3 separate regions of the Mus musculus genome follow, and all the other regions are linked to region 2. Evidence: chromatin loops called from intact Hi-C (ENCODE). Cell type or tissue: left cerebral cortex. All regions are shown on one strand.

Region 1 (2,500 bases), 65 kb before region 2:
GCATTCAAGGCAAAGTAGTTTGTTCCAGTTGGACGCTCTGGTCCCTTGAAGAATGTTCACATTTTCTCTGCCAGGAAACGGCCACTCACTGACACAACACTACCCACGGTGCCCAATGAATTGGGACGGGAGAAGCTTGGTTAAGACCTGTCCCCATTTCATGACAAGGAAAAAAAACCCTGAAGTTTGGCCTTAGATGTAATGGTCCCAGCTCCAATATTGCACTAGCTATGGAACATGGGTTGTCTTGACTTAGTTTATCCATCTGTAGAATGAGTACAGCAGGTCCAAGAGAGCCGGCCCTGCTCTAACAGTGTGCTCTTTGCTAACCCCTTAGGACCTGAAGGGAGGCTGGGCAGGCATGCTACACACTTCTCTGTCACAATCTTGGAGAATTCCCCCTCTAACTTCACCCAGTCTGGTTCCTTGTACTATACAAAAGTTTTCAACACGGGCTGGTGAAATGGCTCAGCGGGTAAGAGCACTGGCTGCTCTTTCGAAGGTCCTGAGTTCAAATCCCAGCAACCACATGGTGGCTCAACCACCCATAATGAGATCTGATGCCCCCTTCTGATGCATCTGAAGACAGCTACAGTGTACTTTTTATAATAATAAATAAATCTTTGGGCTGGAGCGAGCAGAGGTCCTAAATTCAATTCCAACAACCACAAGAAGATTCACAACCATCTGTACAGCTACATAAAATAAATAAAATAAATCTTAAAAAAAAAAGTTTTCAGGGCTGGAGAGATGGCTCAGCGGTTAAGAGCACTGACTGCTCTTCCAAAGGTCGTGAATTCAAATCCCAGCAACCATATGGTGGCTCACAACCATCTGTAATGCAATCTGATGCCTTCTTCTGAAGACAGCTACAGTGTACTTAGATATAATAATAAATAAATCTTAAAAAAAAAAGTTTTCAGCACAGGAACTGACTGCCAGGTTGTCTGTTGCTCTCACAGAAACATAGGGTGGAAACAGTGTCCTGTTGGCTGTGAGACCCTGAGCTCCCTACTAGGTCGACTACACAGGAGATCCAAAAATTAGTGCTAAGGCTCCCAGGAAGCAGAGGGAGAGACCTGGTGTCTTCAAACCCTCCTGCGGGTGGGAGGGGAGTGAACATCTGTGGGAATCCTTTTCCAAACTCTGTGCCTCACCCATTGGTAAACAGAACTGGTGTGTATAAAACGGTGAACCCACCAGCGGGGCCACCTGGTGTCTACCATTGTGGTCACATTTGTTCATAGATGATACTCCAGGTCTATGGAGGACTGTAAGCCTTGGAGTCCACCTACGCGGGACAGCCCTGTTCTCTTTCGTTCACCCTCTCTTTCAGCCTCTTTCAGCCCCATTTTTCCTGCAGGTCATGTGGCATGTCTGTGATATGCCTGGTAGAACATGGGTTTTGCACATCTGACCATAGCAGGCTTCAGTAGGACTGAAGGCTATTCTTTCTGTCCCATTAACTTAAAAAATATTATTATTATTATTATTATTATTATTATTATTTTAACCTAAGTTATCTTGGAAGTTGTCCCACATTAGTACATGAATCCAATTGCCGTGCAGCCCGGGAACCGACAGAACCCAGAAGGACCCACAGAGACTATTGGCGCTAGCTCTGCAGGCAATTCTCCGTTAGCGCAGTCTGCATCTTCTTGGCCAGGACTACCTTGGGAGAGTGGACGTGGGTGCAGAGAGAACTAGTCTAACTGGTTCTGTGACTGAGTGTAGAGCTGCCAAGACCGCGTGTGCAAGTTTTTCTCAGGGGATAGATCCTTCTTTCAGAGAAGCTACACATCACATACAAACAGGAGCACATGGATCAAAGAGCTACAGCACTCGCAAACCTTAGCTAACTTCAACACACGATCTAGATGAAACCCCGCACGGCAACCAGGAACTGACCTGCTTCAGCAAACAATAGCGCTGCTCTGTCCAATAACCCGCGACCCCAAACGTATTCCCAAGGTTGCAGAAGTCTGTTCCTTTAAAGAGGCCGAGCCCTAGATGGGCTACTTCCGCCCAGATGCAGCTTAGCTCAAGAGAACTGTCAGAAGCAGTGCGAAGCTCTGTGTGCCCTTTAAAGACTGGGCGACAGCCTAGGATCCCCAAGCATTTGCGCTCGGTGACATCACTTCCGGGGCGGAGACCTAAGAAGCGGTACAAACAAAACAAGGAGCCAAAGACCCACGGCGCGACTGGCTGTGGGTAGCCAGACCCAGGACTAGGGCTGCCTGCGTGGCGGCCGAGAACAGCGGGCCTTGGTGAGTGGGTCGAGTATGGAAAGGGACGCGCTGTCACCTCCCTGAATCCAATGACGCGGGCCCGACCTCCGCTCGCACCTCTCACCCGAGTTTCCGCCGCGGTCCCTGCAGATCCACGCCCCTCCGCGCACGTGCACCTTCCCAGAGGTTCCACCCGGGCTCCCCTAGTACTTGGTGCCGAACTCTTTCCTTGAACCCCTCCCTCTTTCTGATCTGCGGGACTATTCCCTGGT
Region 2 (2,500 bases):
AACAAGGGAGTTAGGCGGGGTCGGTGGTTAAGAGTGCTTCTGCAAGCATGAAGATCAGAGTTCAAATCTCAGCACCCACTCCATGAGCTGCACACACCTGCAGCTCAGATCGCCAGGGCTCACAGGCTGCCAGTCTAATGAAGAAAACAGCCTAGGTTCAAGGAGAGCCTCAGAAATAGAAAGTGGAAGAGGGGCACCGTATGTCCTCTCCTGATGCCCCTGCACATGCGCACCTGCAGTTCTCACACATGTTCTACACTCACACCTGCACTTTAACACACAAATGAGCAAATGTTTCCGTATGTCCCAAACCCATTGGAGGGCAAGAGCAGAGGCAGCTGCCACTTCCCCTTCCTCGATAAGATGCAAGCAGCCAGTACTGACGGCTCCTCACTAAGCACTGGATGCCCATGTCCAGGGTGGGGGGCAGAGCCATGAGCAGGACACTTGATCTTGGTTCGAGTTTGTGGTCCAACATGGATATAAGGAATGAGCGAGGGCGGAAGGAGCCTGAGTCTTGTCCCTGCTGCAGTTCCAGGAGGACGGGTTTCTGCTGTTGGAAGGATTCTTCACAGCGGATGAGTGTGTGGCCATGCAGCAGAGGATCGGTGAGATTGTAGCTGAGATGGATGTCCCTCTGCACTGCCGGACAGAATTTTCCACCCAGGAAGATGAGCAACTTCAAACCCAGGCAGGTACCTGGGGCGCTGAGGGTGGGCGTCTGGTTTTGGTGGGTGCTCAGTCTTAGGCAGCAGTCTGGACTGGACGGGAGGACCCTAAGGCCACACACAGACTTCTGACAAGGGATCAGACCTCAGCCATCTGTATGCCGGGTACCAGGCTAAAGAGCTGTGCTGTATTCCTCCACACTATGAATTTATAAGGTGGCTATTATTATTCTCGCTTGGCAATGGGAAAAGCGGGGCTTTTCTCTGGGTAATATTGTGCTGCTCCAACCACACAGTTTGTAACTGATAGAGACTTGAATCCACCTCTCTGATATCAAATGATGCTGGTCGTTGACCTGCTGCAGTTTCTCAAATTCTCTGGTCACAAAGAACTCTCTGTGACCAGAGTGAGCCCTGTGATAGGCCACTCTTGGGTGAGTCATCTCCCAACCAGACTAGGAAGGCCTCTTGCTTCCTCAGACTCAACACAGTTTGGCAGGATAGGTGGTTCTTCCAACCAGTTCCCTTAACCCTTCTTAGTCTGAATTTTTTAGTGGTTCAGGCAACAGGGCTCACCTTATACTGATGCCAAGGGGCTTCTGCCATCTGGTGGACATAAATAGAATTACAGCAGCCAGAAACTGCTTTCTCCCAGAGAGGGGAGGAGGAAGGATGGAGGCTTCAGAAGAAGACACATAACAGACTGAGAATTTTTCCAACTAGCAGGACAGACACACTCTAAGGAATGAGGGGGCCGAACCCTGTCCCTCTCCCTAGTTACTTACCGAGAAGACTCTAACAGTCCGGTGGTTGCAGAGGTAGGAATGTTGAAAGAAGAAAGGGTGATGTTAGAGATATGGCTCATTGGTTGAGCATACTGGCTGCACTTCCAGAGGACCAAGGTTCAATTCCCAGCTCCCAGTTCCCACATGGTAGCTCATGTACTTCCAGTTCCAGGGGCCCAATACTCATACAGATATACACGTGGGCAAAACACCAATGCACACAACACAGGACACAGAGGCAGGTGAATCTCAGTGAGTTCTAGGCTGGTCACTCTACAAGGTGAGTTCTAGGATAGCCAGATACAGAGGAATTGTGTTGAAAAAAAAAATCAAAAACAAATGAAGAAGAGGAGGAGGAAGAAGAAGAAGTGGAGATGGTGGTGTGGTTTGGGGTGCTGGAATTGAACCTGGGTTCTTTTTTTTTTTTTTTTTCTTTCCTTTTTTTTTTTTTTTTGGTTTTTCTTTTTTTTTTTTTTTTAAAGACTTATTTATTTATTATATGTAAGTACACTGTAGCTGTCTTCAGACACTCCAGAAGAGGGCGTCAGATCTTGTTACAGATGGTTGTGAGCCACCATGTGGTTGCTGGGATTTGAACTCCTGACCTTCGGAAGAGCAGTCGGGTGCTCTTACCCACTGAGCCATCTCACCAGCCCTTTTTTGGTTGTTTCGAGACAGGGTTTCTCTGTAGAGCCCTGGCTATCCTGGAACTCACTCTGTAGACCAGGCTGGCCTCGAACCAGAAATCTGCCTGCCTCTGCCTCCCGAGTGCTGGGATTAAAGGCATGTGCCACCATGCCCGGCTTGAACCTGGGTTCTTAAAAGAGCTCACTGAGCCATCTTCCCAGCCCTAAGAAGCAATGACCTTGCACTTAAACTTTGCTCTTTTCCCCGGCAATACAGCTGCAGTGCTGGGCGGAGACAGGGAGAGGCACCTTCTGTAGGAGACACAGCAAGGTTTTGTAATGTATGTATTGCTAGCACTGTTCAGATAGAATATTTGCTTGTTTGTTTTGAGACAGGGTCTTATTTTATAGCCTTGTTTGT
Region 3 (2,500 bases), 100 kb before region 2:
TTTCTCCTAACCTCTCAACCCTCTGGAGCTCTTTCTTCTTTCTCCCCCCCCCCCCCCAGACAGGGTTTCTTTGTGTAGCCCTGCCTGTCCTGGAACTCACTCTGTAGACCAGGCTGGCCTCAAACTCAGAAATCAGCCTGCCTCTGCCTCCCAACTGCTGGGACTAAAGGTGTGCACCACCACTGCCCCGCTGGAGCTTTTTCTTAATATCTGGTGCTGCCTGATTAAAAAAAAAAAAAAAAAAAAAAGCTAGAGTGACTGTTGCTTTTGCTTCTGGTGATGCAGGGTCCATGGGGGTGTACTGTTGAAATGTCTTCAAAAGCTGCAGGGCTTTCATTTTCTCTCTGCCTAATTTGTGGACCATCTTGCAAGCACTTTGAGACCTGACAGAAGAGTCTGATGGTAGACCAAGATGGTCTTAACTTTAATTGTGTTAAAATCCCAATCTGGGAGAGTTAGGGGAAAGCAAGCATCAGTTGCTGCTTGGTTACTGATGGGCTCCCCTATGGGTCCAAGAACAAGCTTTCTGCCTCTTCTGTGGTGAAGGGAACCTGCAGAATGTGGTAGATGTAGCCTGTCTCATGTTAATACATCCATCAAAGTTCAAGTCACTTAATTCATCACAGTCCTCTAGTCAAAGTCACTTCTTCAATGTCATCTTGTAATGAGAAACACAAATACAACACACAAAACACAACAAATGAGAAAAAAAGGAGAAACAACCAGAAAGTGGTACACACACACCAGAAAAGAACCAGATTGGTGGGTGTCCTGGAGTCCATGCCCACCCCAGACTGAGACTCAGGATGTCTCCTGGACCCACCTTAGCCACAGTTCCCAGATACATCTATCTTTTGTTTTGTTTTGTTTGTTTGTTTTTGTTGTTGTTGTTTTTGTTTTTCGAGACAGGGTTTCTCTGTATAGCCCTGGCTGTCCTGGAACTCACTTTGTAGAGCAGGCTGGCCTCAAACTCAGAAATCTGCCTGCCTCTGCCTCCCAAGTGCTGGAATTAAAGGTGTGCATCACCACTGCCCTGCAATACATCTATCTTTAACTGCAGTCATCCACAGGTATAAAATCAAGGCCTTGTTCCCAGATGGGTGAGGAGCCCATGCCTACCCAAATTGAGGCTTGGGAGGTCTCCTGGCTCCACCACAGTCACTGCTTCCAGACACATCTGTCGTAAACACAAACTGGCCACGGAAACAAATTTAAGGCCTTGTTCTCAGAAAGATGTGCCACCATTTGGAGTCAGCAAACAGAGAAAGGCACAACCAGAACCAAAACCAACCAAAACCAGAAAAATACAGTTTGCAGTAACAAGTGCCAACCAGAAGGTGGCGCTCTCACACATGACAACTCATAGTACTGCACAGATGTTTACTGAGACCTGTAAAACTTACCATGGCAGTATAAGTCATTTATCTTTACACAAGTTTTCATTCCACTCTGTAGATCTCACAGAAAACTTCTAACATTTAGACAAATTAGCCGCCACACAAATCACAAGCTTTTGAGCCACTTTGCAAGTACTCACTTGCTCAGACCTCATAGGAAGCTTCTGACACTCAGATTCCTTAGCAGGGCTCAAACCTAGAAGAATTGCCATGGCAACACAAGCCACCAGTTTCCACACAAATAAATCATCTCAGCATGACTGGAAGAGTTTCACATTTACCTTTACACAAGCTTGTTCTGTTCTGTTCTGTTTGGCAGATTTCACAGAAAGCTCAGACAAATTCAGCTCTCAGACAGGCAAAAAGCAGGAACTTTAACATGGTATTACAAACATAAAAAACAAAAATACCTAGACTGGTTTTGCCCCTCCAGATTGCTAGTCCTGTGTATCATGGGGAACTTTTCAGCCAACACATCAAAATGTAGTGCCAGGGAATGTGATTAACAAAAACAAGACAGGTGCCGGGCGTGGTGGCTCATGCCTTTAATCCCAGCACTTGGGAGACAGAGGCAGGTGAATTTCTGAGTTCGAGGCCAGCCTGGTCTACAGAGTGAGTTCCAGGACAGCCAGGGCTACACAGAGAAACCCTGTCTCAAAACAAAACAAAACAAAACAAAACAAAACAAAACAAGACAGGAGCTGATCTGATGCATCTCACAGCAGGGTCTTCATTCTATTTGAAGTCCCCCGACCCCTATCCAGTGCACCACTTTCATGCAAGAGGGTTTTGGTGGTGGTGGTGAACCCTGAATATCTATCAGGTCAAGGCTTTATAATAAGCAGCAAGTGGGGAGCAGGGGAGGGTTAAGCGTGCAAGCATCTAATTGGAAAGCTACCGTGACTTTTAACATAAATGGCTGGTGCTGGAGTCATATCCTAAATTTATATTCCTGTCATCAACTGCATCAGTGGTCGTTAGGCAGGGGGTGGGCTTGTAACCTGGGGGTTACCTTTGTTGTTTGTTGGGGGAATAACCTGGAGACACTGGTCTTGTTGGGGATTAGTCTAGAGACTGGAGCTAGGCTTGGGTTTTGTTGGGGG

What was found. Peaks named below come from ENCODE experiments on the same cell type or tissue, not always from the same donor. Only the 100,000 strongest peaks of a DNase experiment are listed, where the experiment ranks them.
Region 1: a loop joins it to region 2, with 4 times the contacts of the local background. A loop is called at or near these places in 10 of 42 quality-filtered maps.
Region 3: a loop joins it to region 2, with 2.0 times the contacts of the local background. A loop is called at or near these places in 15 of 42 quality-filtered maps.

Annotation. Positions count from the first base shown.
Region 1 is chr2:30,203,725-30,206,224 of GRCm38, forward strand. It overlaps Kyat1 (kynurenine aminotransferase 1), which reads right to left and starts at 2,123. Exons shown (of 13, transcript NM_001356474.1): 1 at 1,909-2,123. Gm31201 (a long non-coding RNA gene) reads left to right here and starts at 2,125. Exons shown (of 2, transcript XR_374214.4): 1 at 2,125-2,267. In left cerebral cortex, no CTCF peak of the experiment used is centred here; DNase peaks (open chromatin) are centred at 1,285, 1,725 and 2,113; H3K4me3 peaks cover 1,459 bases; H3K27ac peaks cover 1,099 bases.
Region 2 is chr2:30,269,157-30,271,656 of GRCm38, forward strand. Phyhd1 (phytanoyl-CoA dioxygenase domain containing 1) reads left to right here. Exons shown (of 11, transcript NM_001252570.1): 2 at 533-691. Among named protein-coding and RNA genes, the nearest start is that of Phyhd1, 3.6 kb to the left of the region's middle. In left cerebral cortex, a CTCF peak has its summit at 1,280 (motif pointing left); a DNase peak (open chromatin) is centred at 1,236; H3K27ac peaks cover 1,037 bases.
Region 3 is chr2:30,165,561-30,168,060 of GRCm38, forward strand. The region is part of intron 3 of Gm31080 (a long non-coding RNA gene); the gene reads left to right. Among named protein-coding and RNA genes, the nearest start is that of Gm31080, 4.2 kb to the left of the region's middle. In left cerebral cortex, a CTCF peak has its summit at 1,337 (motif pointing right); no DNase peak of the experiment used is centred here.